Linked DNA regions of Homo sapiens: region 1 is linked to region 2. Evidence: read pairs that join two places in POLR2A ChIA-PET (ENCODE). Cell type or tissue: IMR-90. All regions are shown on one strand. Links, peaks and the distances in the headings refer to the core of each region. The heading gives the core; the rest is flanking DNA.

Region 1 (9,549 bases), core at 948-8,947, 66 kb after region 2:
TACTTGCAGATTTTCCAGAGATCTTTCCATTATTGACTTTTAATTTTATTTCATTGTTGTCAGGAAATATACTTTATATGACTTGAGTTCATTTAAATTTATCAATCCTTGTTTCATGCCCCAGAATATGGTCTGTCTTAGTAAATGTTCCGTGTTAGCTGAAATTAATGTGTACTTTGCTGATGTTGGATGAAGTGTTCTATAAATGTCTATTAGATCAAGTTGGCTGACAGTATTGTTCAACTCCTGTATCTTTACTGATCTATGCCTACTCTTTCTATCAACTTCTAATAGAAGGGTGTTGGAATCTCCTACTATCATTGTGGCTTTGTCTCTTTTTCCTTGCAGTTCGTTCTATCAGTTTTTGCTTCATGCATGTATTAGTTTGCTAGGGCTGCCATAATACAGCACTATAGACAATGTGGCTTAAACAAAAAAAAAATTATTTCCTCACAGATATGGAGGCCAGAAATCCAAGATTAAGATTTCAGCAGGGTTGATGTCTTCTGAGGCCTCTCTCCTTGTCTTGTAGATGACGGTCTTCTCCCTGTGTCTTCACATCATATTCCCTCTGTACCTTGTCTGTGTCCAAATTCTCTCTTCTTACAAAGACACCAGTCATAGTAGATTAGGGCCCACCCTAATTTAACCTGATTATCTCTTTAAATATCCTATCTCCAAATATAGTCACATTGGAGGTTAGGACTTTATGATTTTGGAAAGGGTACACAATTTAGCCCATAACAATGTATTTCAAAGCTCCCTTATTAGTTGCTTAGGACTTCTATGTTCTCCTGATTAATTGACCCCCTTTTCTTTGTGAAATAACTCACTTTATCTCTAATAATAACCTTTACTCTGAAATCTACTTCATTTTGATTGGCTATGATGTGATATATATTTTTCCATCCTTTTACTTTTAACCTGTTTGTATCTTATATTTAAAGTGGATGTCTTATAAGTAACATATAGCTGTGCCTTGCTTTTTTATTCAGTCTGAAAATCTATACTTTTTAATTGGAGTATTTAAATCTTTTACATTAATGTAATTCTTGATATGGTTGAGTTTGAATTCTGGCTATCTGACTTCTGTTTGTCCTATTTCAATTTTTTCTTCCATTTTTTCTCTTTTTCTGCCTTTTTTGGATTGAGTATTTTTTCTTCTCTTTCTTTTTTAAGAGACAGGGTTTCACTCTGTCACCTGGGCTGGAGTGCAGTGGCACAATCATAGCTCATTGTAATGTAACCTCTAACTCCTGGGCTCAAGTGATCCTTCCACCTTAGCTTCTTGCCTAAGGTATTTTGTCACAGCAGCAGGAATAGATAAGACAACAGCCTACCTTCAAGTGATAGTACACCACCTCACAAACAGAATATGACCCTTATAACAGTACACTTCCACTTAGCCCCTCCTGGACTTTGTGCTATTGTTGTCAGATATTTTACTGGTTTTTTTGTTTTGTTTTGTTTTGTTTGTTTGTTTTGTTTTGTTTTTGAGATGGAGTTTTGCTCTGTTGCCCAGGCTGGAGTGCAGTGGCGCCATCTTATCTCACGGCAACGTCTGCCTCCCAGGTTCAAGCAATTCTCCTGCCTCAGCCTCCCGAGTAGCTGGGATTACAGGCACCTGCTATCACACCTGGCTAATTTTTGTATTTTTAGTAGAGATGGGGTTTCCCCATGCCAGGATGGTCTCAAACTCCCAACCTCAGGTGATCCACCTGCCTCAGCCTCCCAAAGTGCTGGGATTACAGGCATGAGCCATCATGCCCGGCCTAGATATTTTACTTTTACTTATAACCCCACAGTAACAATGCATTGTTATTGCTTTTGCTCTAAATTGTTGATTATCTTTAAAGGGATTTAAATAATTTTTAAAAGGCATTATTTTTTACCCACATAATTGCCATTTCCAGTACTTTTCATTTCTTTACATAGATCCAGATTTCCATCTTGTATCATTTTCTTTCTGCTTGAATAACTTCCTTTAACATTTCTTGTAAGTACAGGTCTGCTGGTGATAAATTCTTTCAGTTTTTGTATTTCCAAGAAAGTATTTATTTCCCCTTCATTTTTGAAATATATTTTCAATGGGTGTAGAATTCTAGCTTGGTAGATTTTTCCTTTCAGTACTTTAAAGATGTTGTTCCACTATCTCTTAGTTTGCATTGTTTATAATAAAAAAAAATCTACTGTCATTCTTTGTTCCTCTGTGTAATGTTTCTTCTTCCTTTAGCGGTTTTTAAGATTCTCTCATTTTAACTTGTTTTGAGCAATTTGATTGTGATGTGCCTTGGTGTATTTTTTCTTTATGTTTCTTGTGTTTAGGTTTGTTGAGTTTCATGGTTATGTGAGTTTATAGTTTTCATCAAATTTGGAAATTTTTCAGATGTTTCTTCAATTTTTTTCTTTTCTTCCCTTCTCTCCTTAAGGGACTCCAAATATACATATGTTAGGCTGCTTTAAATTATCCCATGACTCACTGATGCTCTTTTTATTTGTTTTTGTCTTTTTTCTTTCTGTGTTTTATTTTGGATAGCTTCTATTGCTGTATCTTCAAGTTTACAAATCTGTTCTTCTGCAGTGTCAAAACTGCCATTAATCTCATCCAGTATATTTTTCACTTCAAACATTGTGATTTTCATGTTTGGATGTTTGATTTGAGTATTTTTAAAATATCTTCTATTATTCTGTTTAACATGTTTAATCTTTCTTCTGGCTTTTTGAACATATGGAATTCAGTTACAATTGGTGTTTTAAAGTCTTTGCCTCCTAATTCTATCATGTGTCACTTCTGGGTCAGTTTTGATTGATTGACGATTGACTTTTCTCTTTTTAAATTTTTGATACAGGATCTTGCTCTGTTGCCCAGGCTGGAGTATAGTGGCATGATCATGGTTCACATCAGCCTCAACCTCCCAGGCTCAAGTGATCCTCCCACCTCAGCCTCCTAAGTAGCTGAAACTAGAGGCGTGCATCACCATACTCAGCTAATTTTTGTATTTTTTGCAGAGATGGGGTTTTGCCATGTTGTCCAGGCTGGTCTCCAAACTCCTGAGCTCAAACAATCTGCCCACCTTGGCCTTACAAAGTGCTGGGATTACAGGCATGAGCCACCATGCCCAGCTTTGACTTTTCTCTTCTTTTTTATTTTTGTTTTTTAAATTTAATAGAGATAGCATCTCACTGTGTTGCCCAGGTTGGTCTTGAACTACTGGGCTCAAATACCCTGGTCTCCCAAAGTGCTAGGATTTAGGATTTATAGGCATGAGCCACCACACTTGGCCGACTTTTCTCTTCTTTATACATAGTATTTTTCTGCACTTTCACTTGCCTGGTAATTTTTTATTGGATGCTAGACATTGTAAATTTTACTTTTTGGGGGGCTCTGGATAATTTTTATATGCCTATAAATATTCTTTAGCTTTGTTCTTAATGTAGTTAAGTTACTCTGAGATAATTTGATCCTTTCAGGTCTTACTTTCAACATTCTTGGCAGAACCCCAGTAGCATTTAGTCAAGAGTTAAATTCCCTTGTTACTGAGGCAAAACCCTTCTGAGTGCTCTACACAGTGCCTCAAGAGTTATGAGATTTTTCTACTGTGGCCGGTGGGAAGATCACTATTCCTGACTATATGTGAACTCTGAGAATGTTTTTCTCTACTCTTTTTGTAAAGTTCTTTCCCAAGGCTTGGGTCATTTCCTCACATGCACATGATCAGTACTCAGTACTATGAAGTGCTCTCCTTTCTGGGACTCTGCCCGGCAAACTCTAGCTTCCTTGGCTTCCTTGGCCTCTCAGCTCTGTCTCCTCCTCTCAGAAAGACCTCCAGGGTTAGCCTGGGTTCCCTCCCCCGTACTGTGGCCTGGAAACTCTTTCTAGGCAGTAAGGTTGGAAACTGTTTAGCTCACCTTGCTTGTTTCCCAGAGATTGCTCCCCTTTTTGCCTAATGTCCAATGCCTTGAGAACCATCGTTTCATATATAGTTATGCACTGCATAACGACTTTTGATCAATGATGGACGCATATGTGACAGTGGTCCCAAAAGATTACAATGGAGCTGAAAAATTCCTATCCCCTAGTGATGCCATAGCCATCTGTATTAGTCAGGGTTCTCCAGAGAGACAGAACTAATAGGATATATGTATATATATGAAAGGGAGTTTATTAGGGAGGATTGGCTCACACGATTACAAGGCAAAGTCCCACAATAGGCTGTCTGCAAACTGGGGAGGAGAGAAGCCAGTAGTGGCTCAGTCTGAGTCTGACAGCCTCAAAACAAGGGAAGCCAACAGTGCAGCCTTCAGTCAATGGCTGAAGGCCCAAGATCCCCCAGCAAGCCACTGGTGCAAGACCCAGAATCCAAAGACCAAAGAACCTGGACTCTGATGTCCAAGAGCAGGAGGAGCAGAAGAAAGCATCCAGCACAGAAGAAAGAAGGAAGCCAGACAACTCAGCAAGCTAGGATATCCCACCTTCTTTCACCTGCTTTGTTCTAGCTGGCAGCCCATTGGATGGCACCCACCCACATTGAGGGTGGGTCTTCCTCTCCCAGTCCACCAACTCAAATGTAAATCTCTGGCAACATACTCACAGGCACACCCAGAAACAGTACTTTGCCAGCCATCTAGGCATCCTTCAATCCAATCAAATTGACACCTAATATTAACCATCAAAATGTCATAGTGCAATATATTACTCACATGTTTGTAGTGATGCTGGTGTAAATGGCCTACTGCACTGCCAGTCATATAAAAGTCTAGCACATACAATTATGTACAGTACATAATACTTGATAATTATAATAAACAGCTGTTACTGGTTTATGTATACTATGCTATAATTTTTATCATTATTTTAAAGTGTACTCCTTCTACTTATTAAAAGAAAAAAAAGTTAACTGCAAAACAACCTCTGGCAGGTCCTTCAGGAGGTATTCCAGAAGAAGACATTGTTAGCATAGGACATGACAGCTCCATGCATGTTATTACCCCTGATAACCTTCCAGTGGGGCGAGATGTGGACTTGGAAGACAGTGATATCAATGATCTTGACCCTGTGTGGGCCTAGGCTAATGCATATGTTTGTGTCTTTGTTTTTTATTTGTTTGTTTGCTTGTTTGTTTGTTTTTGAGATGGAGCCTTGCTCTGTCACCCAGGCTGGAGTGCAATGGAGCAATCTTGGCTCACTGCAACCTCTGTCTCCCAGGTTCAAGCAATTCTCCTGTCTCAGCCTCCCAAGTAGCTGGGATTACAGGCGCCTGCCACCATGCCCGGCTAATTTTTGTATTTTTAGTAGAGACAGGGTTTCACCATGTTGGCCAGGCTGGTCTCGAACTCCTGACCTCAAGCAATCCACCTGACTCGGCCTCCCAAAGTGTTGGGATTACAGGTGTGGACCACTGCACCCAGCCTGTGTCTTTGGTTTTAACAAAGAAGTTTAAAAAGTAAAACCTAAGAATAATAATTTAAAAAATACAAAAAGGCTTATAGAATAAGGATATAAAGAAAATATTTTAGTACAGCTGTACAACGTGTACATGTTTTAAGCTAAGTGTTATTACAGAAGAGCCCAAAAGTTTTTAAAAGTTTAAAAAGTTTATAAAGTAAAAAAGTTACAGAAAGCTAAGGTTAATTTATTATCGAAGAAAGAAAATTTTTTTATAAATTTAGTGTAGCCATAGTGTACAGTGTTTATGAAGTCTACAGAATTATGCATAATGTCCTACAACTTCACATTCACTCACCACCCACTCACTGACTCACCGAGAGCAACTTCCAGTCCTGCAAGCTTCACTTGTGGTAAGTGCCCTATAGAAATATACCATACTTTAATCTTTTATGCCATATTTTTAGTCTGCCTTTTCTATGTTTAGATATGTTTAAACACAAATACTTACCATTGTGTTACAATTGCCAACAGTATTCAATACAGTAACATCCTGTACAGGAGCCTAGGAGCAACAGGCTCTACATGTAGCCCAGGTGTGTAGTAGGCTATGACATCCAGGTTTGTGTAAGTATCCTCTATGATGTTTCAGTAAGGACAAAAAACACCTAAAGGTGCATTTCTCAGAATACATCCTCATCATTAAATAATTATCAATAATAACTGTTTTGTCCAGTTTTATTTGTTGTTCCAGGTGAAAAGGTAAATCTGGTTCTTATTCTTCCATTTTGATTGGAAGATTCTTCCCCTCTGAGCTGAATTTTTTTCTTGCTAAAGTCCACCCTTCATAAATTCTTTGAGCAAAAGTCTGAGATTAGTTAAACCTCAGTCTGTATATATCTGAAAATGTCTTTATTTTGCATTCATCCTTAAATGCTGGTTAACTGAATGTAGAATTTGTTTTTCTGATCACTTCAAAGGTATTAGTCCACTGGCATCTATTGTTGCTGATGAGAAATTGGCTTCAGGCAGAACATCATTCATTTGTGGATGTTTCATTTCTGATGGCTTTTCAGATTTTTTTATTTTTATTGTTTTTCAGTCTCTTCAATATGTCTAGAAATGAAATTTTTTATTCTACTCAGAACTCAATGTGCCTTTTCATTCCAGAGGCTCATTTTTCTTTGCTTGTAGAAAATCCTTCATCATTATTTCTTAGAATGGTGCTTCTTCTCCCCTATTTCCTCCTTGTAGAACTACTAATCTAGTATAAATTTTGGAACTTCTCATTTTCTCCTCTATGATTTTTATCTTTCATATTTTCCATTACTCTATAATACTGAGCACTCTCTATGTGCCAAGAACTATAAACTCATTTAATCCTCATAGCAACACCATGAGGTAGGTACATTATAGTATATTATAACATTATAACATTATAGTATATCTCCATTTTATAGATGAGAAAATTGATACACAAAAGGCTTAAAAACATACCTGAATCTCTATTGCTATTAATAGTAAGTATCAGAGATTTAATACCAGGTGTGCGGCTTCAGACCCCATGTATTTTTTTTTTTTTTTTTTTTTGAGACAGGGTCACACACTCGTCACCCAGGCTGGAGTGCAGTGGTGCAATCTCTTTGCAGCCTCGACTTCCCAAGCTCAGGTGATTCTCCCACCTCAGCCTCCCAAGTAGCTGGAACTACAGATATGTGCCACCATGCCCGGCTAATTTTTTGTATTTTTAGTAGAGATGGGGTTTTGCCATTTTGCCCAGGCTGGTCTCCAACTCCTGGGCTTAAGCAATCCACCAGCCTCAGCCTCCCAAATTGCTGGGATTACGGGTGTGAGCCACCGTGCCCAGCCCACTGCACTAATATTCCATACTATTATAATTTCATCTCTTTGTGCTGCTTTCTGTGCTGCCTTCTGGGTAATTTCTTCAGATCAATTTGAGTGTACTAATTCTCTCTCTCCATCTGTGTCTAATCTACTCTTTAAAACATCTATTGCATTTTTAATAGTTCATTTTTGCTATTTCTATTTGCTTCTTTTTTCATAAGCTCTTCTTCTTGCCTTATGTCTTCGATTCCTAATTTTATCTCATTTAAACATACTTACATTAAAATTTCTCAGGTTGTTCTATAATCCTAATTTTTGGCGTATGCACCACTAAGATCTCCCTTCAAGAAAGAACTTGCTCTTCAGCCACACAAGTGCAGTTGGCTGACTACCTCAAGCTGTTAGTACCGTTACTGCCTTCAAGATATGCCTCCGTTTTTTAGTTAAGGCTATGCTCTTCTTCGGCAGTCCCTAAGCAATAACTTTATGAACATGGCAGGTGTACTATAGTCTTGCTATTTCTGCTCAACAAGGGACTTTCTCTAACAGGCGGTATTTGTTCTATAATCCCCCTTTGTGTTAGCCAAGACTTTATCACATTTGCGTCCCATCTAAGGCTCTCTGCCCAATCTTGATTCTCCCCATTTTGTCTTTTACAGGCATTACCCCTCAATAAACCCCTTGCACTCCTAATCCCGTCTCTGCATTTACTTTCTGGAGGACCCAACTAAAACAGCATGTGAATTATCCAGGTTATTTCATCTTCTGACTTTCTTTCCTAGCAATCCTTTTCCTCTCATACTTTGTAATGTTTTTTACCATGAGATTATCTTCAGTGGGAGTTGTTTTCTATAGAAGTCCTGTGTGCCCTGCATTGTGGAGGAGAATCACAGGTAGTTTCACAAGAAGATCCATTAGTTTAACCAGTTCCAAGACAAACTTTATGTCAATTTCTTAGCTAGGGTTCCCCCAAACATCACTGCCACCATCACACAGTTAATGCAAACATGTGAACTTAATTCTCACACCCATACTAATGCAGATTGTGATTACAATTGCTTCCAGGTGACTCTTTCCTAGCTCTTTTCTAGCTCCACCTGAGCTTTTGAGCTCAGCTATATATTTTTTAATGTACTTTTTATATTTTACCTAGCATTTCTATTTATTTAGCGTAAGAGATAAAAGGAACTTCTTTTCTTTCTACAGTACCCCATAGTCAATGAAAGTAAACCCTGGAACCTGCATATATATGCGTATATATATATATATATATGTGTGTGTGTGTGTGTGTGTGTGTGGAGAGAGAGACATATATATACGTATATATTTCTATATAATTTATGTTCTTGGTCATACTATCTATTTTTTAACTTTTTATTTTGGAATAATTATACATTCATAGGAAGCTGCAGAAGACTCCCGAATACACTTCACTCAGTTCCCTTCATTCAGGGAATGTACTCAGGAATCTGCATTTTAGCAGGTAATCAGAGGACTCAGATGTAGGTGCAGGTTGTTGCAGATGCTATCAGTTCCCCATCCATATCCCTTGGACCTTTCCTACCAACTGTTAGCAACCACTCTTAACCAATGACTCTCAGCATTGGTATATAAATACCCTGGTTCCCTTACCCTTCATATGCGTTATTTCTGAGTCATGTTTTGCACCATTTCCCAGAGTCTCCCTGCTAAATTAACCGTTAATAAACCACTGTGGTAGCACTCTTATTGTCTGCCTTCCTTTTCTTTATCAATTCCCACTTCTCTACCCAAATAGTCACTTTCCAAATAAGCTAATTTAACTCAAATCTTTGTGTGGCGGTCTGTATCTGGTCTTCTAAGCTCAGATCAGAAGTGGTCTTAGATCCCAAGGATGGAATCTAGGATTGTAAAATTTGTCGGCCAATGGTAATAAGATTCCATTATTGATGGTCTTTAATATATTGTAGAGGCCTAGGATGAATTGGGGGACAAGATACAGATACAAGGGGATACAACCATTTATGAAGTCTCTCTAACATCTGAGAGATGTGGAGGCAATGGTAGTTAAAGAACTGGTGGAGTTTGTTGGTTGTTGTTAAGTACCATTGAAGTGCTAAAGGAGGAAAATGATAGGGTCAAATTAGTCAATTACCAGCCCAGGGGATGGTATGAAACCTAGAAAGCCACTATGACAGCATTTTAAAATCCCCTAATTTCCTACAGCTGGAGGGCAGATAGGTCTGAAAACCACATCCAGAACCTAATGATGAAAGTAGTAGAAGTGTCCCACTCCCGTTTGCTAGAGGATAATAGGCTTCCTCCTCTTGCCTGGAAAC
Region 2 (9,549 bases), core at 601-8,600:
AGGGGCAGAGATGAGGTGGGTTTTTACTTATTTCATATCCCTGTTTTCTCATTTTTCTCCATGTCACAGCTGATGGGGCGATAGGCCTGGAAGAGTATTCTTATGTGACTTTTTAAGGGAATATTTTTAATAAAACCAAAAGTTAAGCAACCTTTGACAAAGCAAGACACCCCAAACCCCAGCCTAAGGCCCTGCAAGTTTACCCAGGAGAGTGGGGCTCAGGGAGGGACAGGGGCCTGCTCAAAGTCCCACAGCAAAAGCCTCCAGCCCCACCCATGACCCCAGCCAGGAGAGCAGTCAGGAAGGGACTCCTGGTCCCATCCAGGGGCCCCAGCGGGGAGGACCAAGCCGAAGGAGAGCCTTCCCAGGGCGCTAAGTCTACCGCTTAAAATCCTTCTTGGATTCCCATCACTTTTGGGGTATAGTTCAAACTCCACAGTCTGATGCTCGGGTTTTCGCCAAGAAGGTCCCCTGGCCACACTCATCTCACCAGGTGTGCTCCTTGGCAGCATCCCTCCAGCATCAGGGCCCCCAGAACAAGGTGATCTGATGTGCCATGGCTTTGCACAGGCTGAGCCCCTCCATCTGGGAGCCATACCACCCAGCTGGAACCCTGCCCTCAAAACTCTGCTCAGCTGGCACCACCTTGAGGAACTGTCTGGTTATCTGGTTATTTGTCCAGTCCCCCATGTAGGCTGTGGGCTCCCCAAAAGCAGGGCTTGGTCTGGTTCTTAGTTACAACCCCTACCCCAACATAGCCCCACAGCTCACCCAGGTCTTCCCTCCTGTCTCAACTTAAAGGTCACTTTTGACGTTTCCCACATAGGAATTGGGCTACCCTGTTATACACTCCCATGGTCCCCTGCCTTCTCCCTACCCCACCTTTGTATTAATACCATGCACCTAAATATGCTTTAGGCCTGTCTCCCCATCAGCCGTCACTGCTGCAGCCCCAGAGCCCAGCGCCAGCCATGCAGTAGGGCCTCAAGTGCCTAGTATACACTGGGTACTCAACAGATGTTCACTGAGGGAATTGATGAGGAGGGGTCTTTCCATGTGAGCCGTGAAGACAGACGAGTTTGCCAGGAGAGCCACTGCGGCAGAAGGGCAGCATGTGCAGAAGCTGGAAAACTGTTAACTCCCTGGGAGAGCAAAGGTTTCTCAAACATAATCCCTGCCCCCAGAGAGGGGCAACAGCTACTGCTGCAGTCAGGCTGGGAGGGAAGGGAGGGTAGTGGCAGCATTCTCAGGAGGGTGAACTCATCTCACTGTGGGAAGAACAGACTTCAGGAAGGTGGGACTTACTGATGGGGGAAGGGGAAATTGCAAGAGGGAGATGCCAAAGGAGAGTATGGCAGGTGGAAAGAACTGCATGTGCAAAGGCCCCGAGGCAGGAAAGCACACAGCATCACGTGGGTCAGGGGTATAGTGCAGGAATTCACAAGGGAAGAAGGGTGGGGTGGCTGGAGCCGTTCATAAAGGACCAGAGTTGCAGGCTAAGGTGCTCCGGTGAAAGAACATAGGGGGGACATGGGAGGTCCCTGAGCAAGGGAGGGCCATGGCCAAGGTTTTCAATGGACAAGCTGTATGGGGCCAGAAGGATGGCCTGGAGAGGATAAGCAGATGGTCTAGGAGAGGGAAACTGAGGCTTCTCATGTTTTAGGCTCCTGAGACACGCTCAAAGTTTGCCTCCCATGGCCCCTCTGCCCTCTGCCACTCCAAGCAGCTAGAACCCTGAGCCCCAGCCACTGCACCCCACCCCACTCTCAAGACTTTGGGCAGTCCTGGCCAGCACCAGAAACACACTCCTGGGAACTTCCTTCCCCGGAAGGAAAGAGGCTCCCAGGGTCCTGGATCCAATTAGACCGGGTTTCCGCAGCCCCACGGGGCTGGGAAGGGCTGTTTTCATTGTGATGGCAGGGCTAATCAGAGCAGGAGGGGTTGCTGTCTGTGCCCAGGTCAGTGGGAGCTGGGAGCCTGCCCCTTCCCCTCACTGTCCCTCCCCCTCCCCAACACCCTCAACCTCTGGGCCCCCCATTCCCACCTCCAGCTACCCAGAGACACTGAGGGCGGTTGAGCCTCTCTGGGAGCCTCAGTGCCCTCATCTAGGGAAGGGGCCATGACACTCTCTCAGTTCTGAGAGAATGTTCTACAGGCTTGGAGCACATCCCCCTCCCTACTTCTATTTCTCCTGGGGACCCCCAGCTCCTATCCCCACAGGGAACTCCTTCTGCTTGTATGAAATGATGATGGCAATAATAATAATAGTTGCTTCCTCCATGCCAGGCACCTTAAGATACTTTACAAGCATTTCTCACTCTGGCTCCTAACGACCCCATGAGGTAGATGCTGTGAGTGTTTTGAAATATAACATATATTCAGAAAGATGCTTAGAACATGAACGGACAGCTTAATCACTTACAAAGCATGTATCAGGAGACCTAAGAAGCCCTCACCCTGGGTCCTTTCTCAATTTCAGTCCCCATGTGTCCCCCAAGCTTCTATGGTCATCACTTCTTTGTTTGGGGTCAGGAATGAGGCTCAGAGAGGTAACTAACCTGCCCAAGACCATGCATCTGGTGCAGGCAGAGGTAACAGAACCCTCTGTCAAGTCCATTTTCTCTCTGGGCCTCCTTTCCTGCCTCTATAAGGTGAAGGGGTTCAACCAAATCATAGTCTGGGCTCCTGGACCCTTAAAGGGGAAATGTGACAGCTCAAGGGTTCAAAGTATGGATTCTGGAGGCAGATAGCCCCAGCTCAGGCCTTTGGGATTGTTACCTAAATCTCCAAGCCTCAATTTTCTCATCTGTAAACTGGGGATGATTATGGTATCTCCATGGGTTGTACTGAGGACTAAGTTAGCTAATATGGATAAAATCTTTCGAACACTGCCTGACACACAGTGAGGACTCCTGAACAGTCAGCTGCCATTGCTGTTGCTAGGTTCTCTAAGGCCTAAGGGAGCCTTTCCCAACATTCCAAAGACCCACATGGAAATCTGACCAGCCAGTAATGCCATCTAGGGGGTGGGGGGTGGCAGTAGCTCTGGGTGGCCTTCAGGACCCACAGGGACCATTCTTCTGACTGGCAAAGATCCAGGTCTGAGATTAACTAAAAACAGGAAAGCCAACTGCTGGACCCTGGCTCTGGCCCGGCCCCCAGGAGCTTTCTAGACAGGTCTCAGGGGTCCTGGACAGGGAACCCCTGGCAGGCAGTGAAGCCTGCTTCCCTGCTATATCCCAGGACCTCCAAGGCAGGCAGCCTGTGGGGCAGGCCAAACAGGCCTCCAGCCTGGGGTGCAGGCCAGCAGACAGAGCAGGCCCCAAGCAGGCCACAGCAGCAAAGGGAAGGCTGAGCTGGGCTGGGCAGAGAAAGGAGTGGGGAGGGTGTGGGGTGGACAAATGGCTCGCGGGGAACAGGCCAGGGAAGACCGGCTACAGGCCCCACCAGACTCAGCCTCACCTGCTGCCTCATCTCCTGCAACTTCCCTAGGTCCCAGTGCCACCACCTTCTCTTTGTCCCTGAATTTCTCACCTCCGGGTCTCTGCCCAGGCTGTTCCCTCTGCTCCTCCCCCATCATCAGTCAACATAGTGACCAAAATCTCTAATCTTAATCATCATGTGGCTGGGCACGGTGGCTCACACCTGTAATCCCAGCACTTTGGGAGGCCAAAGTGGGTGGATCACCTGAGGTCAGGAGTTTGAGACCAGCCTGACCAACATGGCAAAACCCCATCTCTACTAAAAATACAAAGATTAGCCGGGTGTGGTGGCACACGCCTGTAATCCCAGCTACTCTGGAGGCTGAGGCAGGAGAATTGCTTAAGCCTGGAAGGTGGAGGTTGCAGCGAGCCAAGATTGTGCCACTGCACTCCAGCCTGGGTGATAGAGCGAGACTCCATCTCAAAAAAAAAAAAAAATCATCATTTGTGTGATCTTTTATATAGTGCCTGTCTACCTCCGCTAGGGCAGGGACCTATATACATCAGTTTTCCTCCCATCTATCCTCAGCATCTAGCACAAAGCCTGGATATAGTAAATGCTCAAGAAATACTAGTGAATGAAGGCAGGAGACAGAAACGGGCTGCCGGCTCCACCATTTCCAGTAGATCCAGGCCAGGTGTAGGTGCAGGTGTGAATGCAAGGGTGTGTATGAGACACACTGCGCAACGGCTAGAATTTGAGGCTATGTTATCTCAAGTGTAAATAAGCATGTGCATGCAAGACTCATCTACATGTAAAAACACACATGTGCACAAGGAGGCCTGAGTGAACAGAGCTGTGTACAGATGAACACCATGCGTGTGGGAGAATGTGCAGATGATCAGGCATGTGGCTGTGTGCTGTTTCCCAGGAGAGTGCACGGTGTACGCTTGGGTATGTGGTCCTCCCAGTGGCAAGAGCACATGCACGTGCTCCTATGTGATGTGCATACCGTGTGTGCATGCACACTCCAGCAGACATGCTTCCTGAACTCCTGGCTCCTAGGGATCCAGTTTAGGACACCTGTGGTGGTATTTCTGAAATAGCAGAGGAGTGCTCCACATTGGCAAGGATGGTGCAGGAGGGAGGGTCAGGGGTGGTAATGGAAAAGGTAATAGTGTGAATATGTATGAATGTATTTGAGTGTGTTGAAGGGTTGTGCCCCCTCTCAAGCAGGTGTCCCCCGACAGAGCCCCAGAACCTGGAATGGCTGCCTAGACTGTCCCCTCAAGAATCCTAAAGCCGGCCAGGTGCGGTGGCTCACGCCTGTAATCCCAGCACTTTGGGAGGCCAAGGCGGATGGATCACAAGGTCAGGAGATCGAGACCATCCTGGCTAACACGGTGAAACCCCATCTCTACTAAAAATACAAAAAAATTAGCTGGGCGTGGTGGTGGGCACCTGTAGTCCCAGCTACTCGGGAGGCTGAGGCAGGAGAGAATGGTGTGAACCCAGGAGGCGGAGCTTACAGTGAGGGGAGATCGCGCTACTGCACTCCAGCCTGGGGGACAGAGCAAGATTCCATCTCAAAAAAAAAAAAAAAAAAAAAAAAAGAATCCTAAAGCCTTTGCCCAAAGTTCAGAAAAGGACCCCAGATGGTGGAGACCCCACCAAGAGTACCCTTGTGGCCACATGCATGAGGCAGGGAACAAGGCAGGACCCCTTAGGCCCCAGAGCCAAATCCCTTGGCCTTCCCTACACACCTTATCCACTAAAGACACTATTCAGCCACCTCCCCCAAATTCCACCCAGCCTCCAAAGCCCAGTTCCAGCCCCAGGTTCTAGAAAGCCATCCCCATCACCATAGCCCCAACCAACTCCCAATGCAGCTGGCTTCCTCAATCTCCCCCCAAGTGCCAGGCACACCCTGTGCATCCAAAAATGTTGCCCCCATTGTACAGGGGTAGCTTCTGCACTAGAGAAGAAGTAACTGTCCCATTGAGCACTTTCCCCTGCCTTTGATCCCCAAGGCAGATACTGCAGCAGCAGCCTGTTGGCCTCTGGGTAGCAGACAGAGATGCACGTGGCCTTGGATAAGGCCTGCTCCTCTCCCTTCCCACTTCAGTTTCCCCAACGGGTAGAATGAAGTTTGGCTAGATGACATCCACCTCGCTCCGAATAGTGCATGATTTTAGATCTCACATGATTCTCCAAGAATTGCATACATAAATGTCATCAGATACAGACTTTATTGGAGAGATAACGGTGTCTCCTTTTCCTGAGTACACCAAGCCTGACCAATTACCCTGGATGAGTGCCGAGCACCAGGCTAAAGAGATAGGAACTCAGAAATCCTGAGGGTTCATGCGGTCTTTGTGCACCAATTTATTCATTCTTACATTCAACAATGCACCGAGGCTGTCTGCCTCAAGGCTGTCTGCCTTTCTTCCCACAACCCAGTGGGAAGAAAGAGGCCACTGAAACCAGGAATCCACAAGGTCAAAGGCACTGGGAAACCATGACACTAACACCACTTCCCAGGCGTTATTCACAAGGGAGGTGCAGCACTTTACACATTGTCAAGAAAATCTTACTAGCAATGAGAACTTTCTGACAGCAGGAAGCTAGGTGGCCTGGTTAGGAGGGAGTTCACTGGAGGGGGGTTTTTTGGCAGAGATCAGAGGCCCTTTTGACAAAGGTGTGGGAAAAGGATTCCTGCTCTGTGCAAGGGTCAAGTGAGGTTGGGCTTCCCCTCAACAGTTGAGGGATTCTAAGGAGTCCCAGAGTGCTAGGTTCAAATCCCAGCAACTGCTCCATGATACCTAAATACCTCTGTGCCTCAGCTTCCTCACCTGTAAATATGTTAATATTTATAAAGGCTTTTAGAACATGGCATGGCACAAAGCGAGCCCTCTGTGATGCTAAATAAGGCAGTGAGAGTCCACTTTGTAAGATTCTAAACCTAAGACTGGATCATCCTATCATGGTAAGATTCCAAGTGTCAAAGGTTCTGAGCTGGAAAGCTTCTCAGATGCTAAAGCTCTGAGACTGGAAGAGACTGGGATTCTTAGATTCCATGATTTAATCATCTCATTATTTCCTGACAACAGCCCTGAGTCTCCCGGGGTGGGAGGAAGGAGAAGACAGCCCTCAGTGTAACTTTATCTCCCAGGCAATGCGCTGCCACACCTGGACTCCCTAGCATTTCCTCACCTCTACAAAAGCCCCAGCCACACCACACCAGAACCACCTGCTCACTCACACGCATGGCGCTTCAGCATGTTCTAATGGTGTAGACAGGCAAGAAATGCGAATAATGAGAGGGTTTCAGATACTGGTGACAGCCACAAGAGAAAAGAAAAAGCAGCTGATGTGAGAGAGTGAGAGTAGGAAGCTATTTTAGAGCAAGTGGTCCAAGCAGACCCTCTGAGGAGGTAACATTCAAGTAGAAACCTGTGAAACAAGAAGGTGCCAGCCATGTAAACACTCAGGGAAAAGCTGTCCTGGTGGGGGAATGTGCAAAGGCCCTGCCACCAGGCTTTGTAAATTCAAGGTGTAGAATGAAACTGGTGTGTGGCTGGAGGTGGCAATGGGATGCGGGGAGCCAAGGTTGAGAGGTGGGCAGAGCCTGGACTATTAAGGGCCTTGTAGGCCCAGAAAGTACTTCAGATATTTTTTCTTATAAATGCCTAGGAAACATTAGAAAAGTTTCAGCAGGGGAATGACAAAGCAGACCAGGGCTTTCAGGGTGCCCAGATCATTTGCCTCATTCTGAAACCAGCATCACGGTTCTCAAATTCATGGCAGGGCCTAGGACAGTCATCAGCAATCCTTATAACTCAGTGGGTACGTACTGAGCTCCCACCACATGCCTGGCCAGGGCAGGGAGACGTGTCATACACTGTCTTGATATCACTCCCAACAACCCATGAGAGATTCACAGAAAGTACCCCATTTTAGAGTTGAGGAAACTGAGGCTCAGAAAGGGAAAGAATGTGCTGAAAGTCACAGAAGCCATGTGACACAATGGGACCTAATCTCAGGACCCAGGTCTACCACTGTGATGGTTTATGGAACTCCTTTGGTGTCTTCAAGCTTTCCATTCTCTGAGAGACCTCCCCTGGGGACTCATGGAGGCACTCAGCAAACACTGCCCTGGCTAGTGCTTCATGCACCTGCAGTCTCACCTCTTCTTCCTTGTTGGCTTTAGAGCCCTGGAGGACTACACTTGTATCTCACATGTCTGTCCAGTGTGGGCTGGGTGAGCTAAGGATTGCATAGAAGGACAGATGGGTAGATTACTGAGATGACTAACCAATAAACTAATTAATGGATAATGAAAGAATAAAGGAATGATCTGGCAACAAATGAATGAATAAAATAGCCCGTGGCAGAAGAAGGAATGAATGGCTCCTCATTTTACAGAGAGATAAGACAGGAAAGTGTCTGCCCAGGGAAGGGCTAGGGCCAGCCTGGCTTCAGACCCGGTCCCCACCTTACCCACACACCTGCTTCCTCCTTTCCATGTGGGACCAACTTGCCTCCACCCCCCAAGACTGCAGATAGCCTATTCCTCAGTCCCTGGGATAAGTTCATGTCTCCATGGAGCGCTGGCCGTTATTCCATGACACCATCACCAGCACCACCATCCACTAGCAATTCCTGCCATCCTGGGGCCCGTGCAGCCTGGCAATGGGTAGAGGGGCTCATTGTCCCTCTGAGTGTCACAGAGGAAGGGAGGCAGGAGATCAGGGTCTGGTTCTGAGACCCAAATCACTGACTTCCAGCCAGTAGCTTCCCCTCTCTGAGCCCAGGTGACCTCCTGACATCTGAGCCTTTTCAGTCTGACATTCTTTGGGTGGGGTGGGCCTCTGGATGTTTACACAGTCACTGGGTTCAGCAGAAGAATTAGAGAGTCCAAAACCTAGAAGAGTCCTTCCCACAGCACCAAAGTCCACCTGGGAAAAGGCCAGGCGAGGAGCCTGCAGGCCTGAATTTAAGCCTCCTCTGCCACTGTTCAACCTCTCTGAGTCTTGGTTTCCTTATAATGAGGTTCATAATCCCCATTAGGACAATTTAACCCTAACTGAGTTTCTGGGAGAACCTGATGTGATAATCACCACACCATACTGTGAAAACTGTGAAGTTCAATTCTCTCAGGAAAGATTATGATGGCGGGGGTAGGAGGGGGTGAAGGGATCGTGCTGTCCCATTCTAGTCCAGTTCTGTTCAAAACGGATCTTCCAGGGGTCCAGGCCCGTCATGGAGAACAGTGGAGGGAGCCCAGCAGTGGAAGCCTGAACACCCAGGTCCCGGTCTCAGTCTCCTTCTACCTGGTAGCGTGACTTCAGGCAAGTCACTTCCTCTCTCTGGACCTCAGTTCCTCCATCTAAAAACCACCTGGCTTGGTACCCTCTGGCCAAGACATGCCATGTTCCACAGCCCTGAACCCCTAACCCCAGCTTTCAACCCCCGACTCTGGCTTCTGGGAGCTCACTCTGTCTAGTGGAGCCAGGACACAAACCAGGAGTGAGACTAGAAGGGTCTCCCCTCCAAGAAATGCTGGGGTAGGGGACACATGAGAGGCTAGGCCCAACACTGCCCCAGTGCCTTGGACAGCACCAGTCACCCCAGACCTTGTGGGCCTGGCCTTCAGATCCCCCTCGGCAGCCTGCGGAGCCAGCAGGCCCTGACCTGTCCAGCAAGATACTTCAGGAACTTAACCGAAGTCCAAAGTGCTTCTACCTCCCGGGCGTAGGGCAGGAGTGGCAGAAAGGAATAAGAGCATACTACAGGGGTGAGGCTCACACCGAGGAGGTCTAGCAAACCAGACTACCTTTCCTGCCCCTTCCCTCAGACGGGACCCACTGGGCCGCAGGCCTGCACCCAACCAAAAGTTCATCATAGGGTGGGGTCGGGGAAGACATTACCACCAGCTGCCACCTCTGGGGGCAGGAGGACCACCAGGTTGGGGAGGGGGCTCTCCAACTGCAAAGGGCCAAGCTCACTTGCCTCAGGGTCCAAGGGTCACCCCAGGGCTTGGGCGAGATTCCAGCCTACACGGGGGGTCCTGGCCACCCATGAAGGAGACAGGCCCACTGCCACACACACAGCTCCCGAAGGTTC

Evidence for each region. Peaks named below come from ENCODE experiments on the same cell type or tissue, not always from the same donor. Only the 100,000 strongest peaks of a DNase experiment are listed, where the experiment ranks them.
Region 1: POLR2A ChIA-PET joins it to region 2 with 6 read pairs; 17 of 35 experiments call an interaction of 5 or more read pairs at or near these places.

What each region holds. Positions count from the first base shown.
Region 1 is chr1:33,191,960-33,201,508 of GRCh38, reverse strand. It overlaps a transcript of ZNF362 not described here. Among named protein-coding and RNA genes, the nearest start is that of TRIM62, 15 kb to the right of the region's middle. RefSeq lists an enhancer at 9,160-9,329. In IMR-90, for the core only: no CTCF peak of the experiment used is centred there; a DNase peak (open chromatin) is centred at 5,738; H3K27me3 peaks cover 583 bases.
Region 2 is chr1:33,257,785-33,267,333 of GRCh38, reverse strand. All of the region lies in intron 1 of ZNF362 (zinc finger protein 362), which reads right to left. Among named protein-coding and RNA genes, the nearest start is that of ZNF362, 6.1 kb to the right of the region's middle. RefSeq lists an enhancer at 3,301-3,801. In IMR-90, for the core only: no CTCF peak of the experiment used is centred there; no DNase peak of the experiment used is centred there.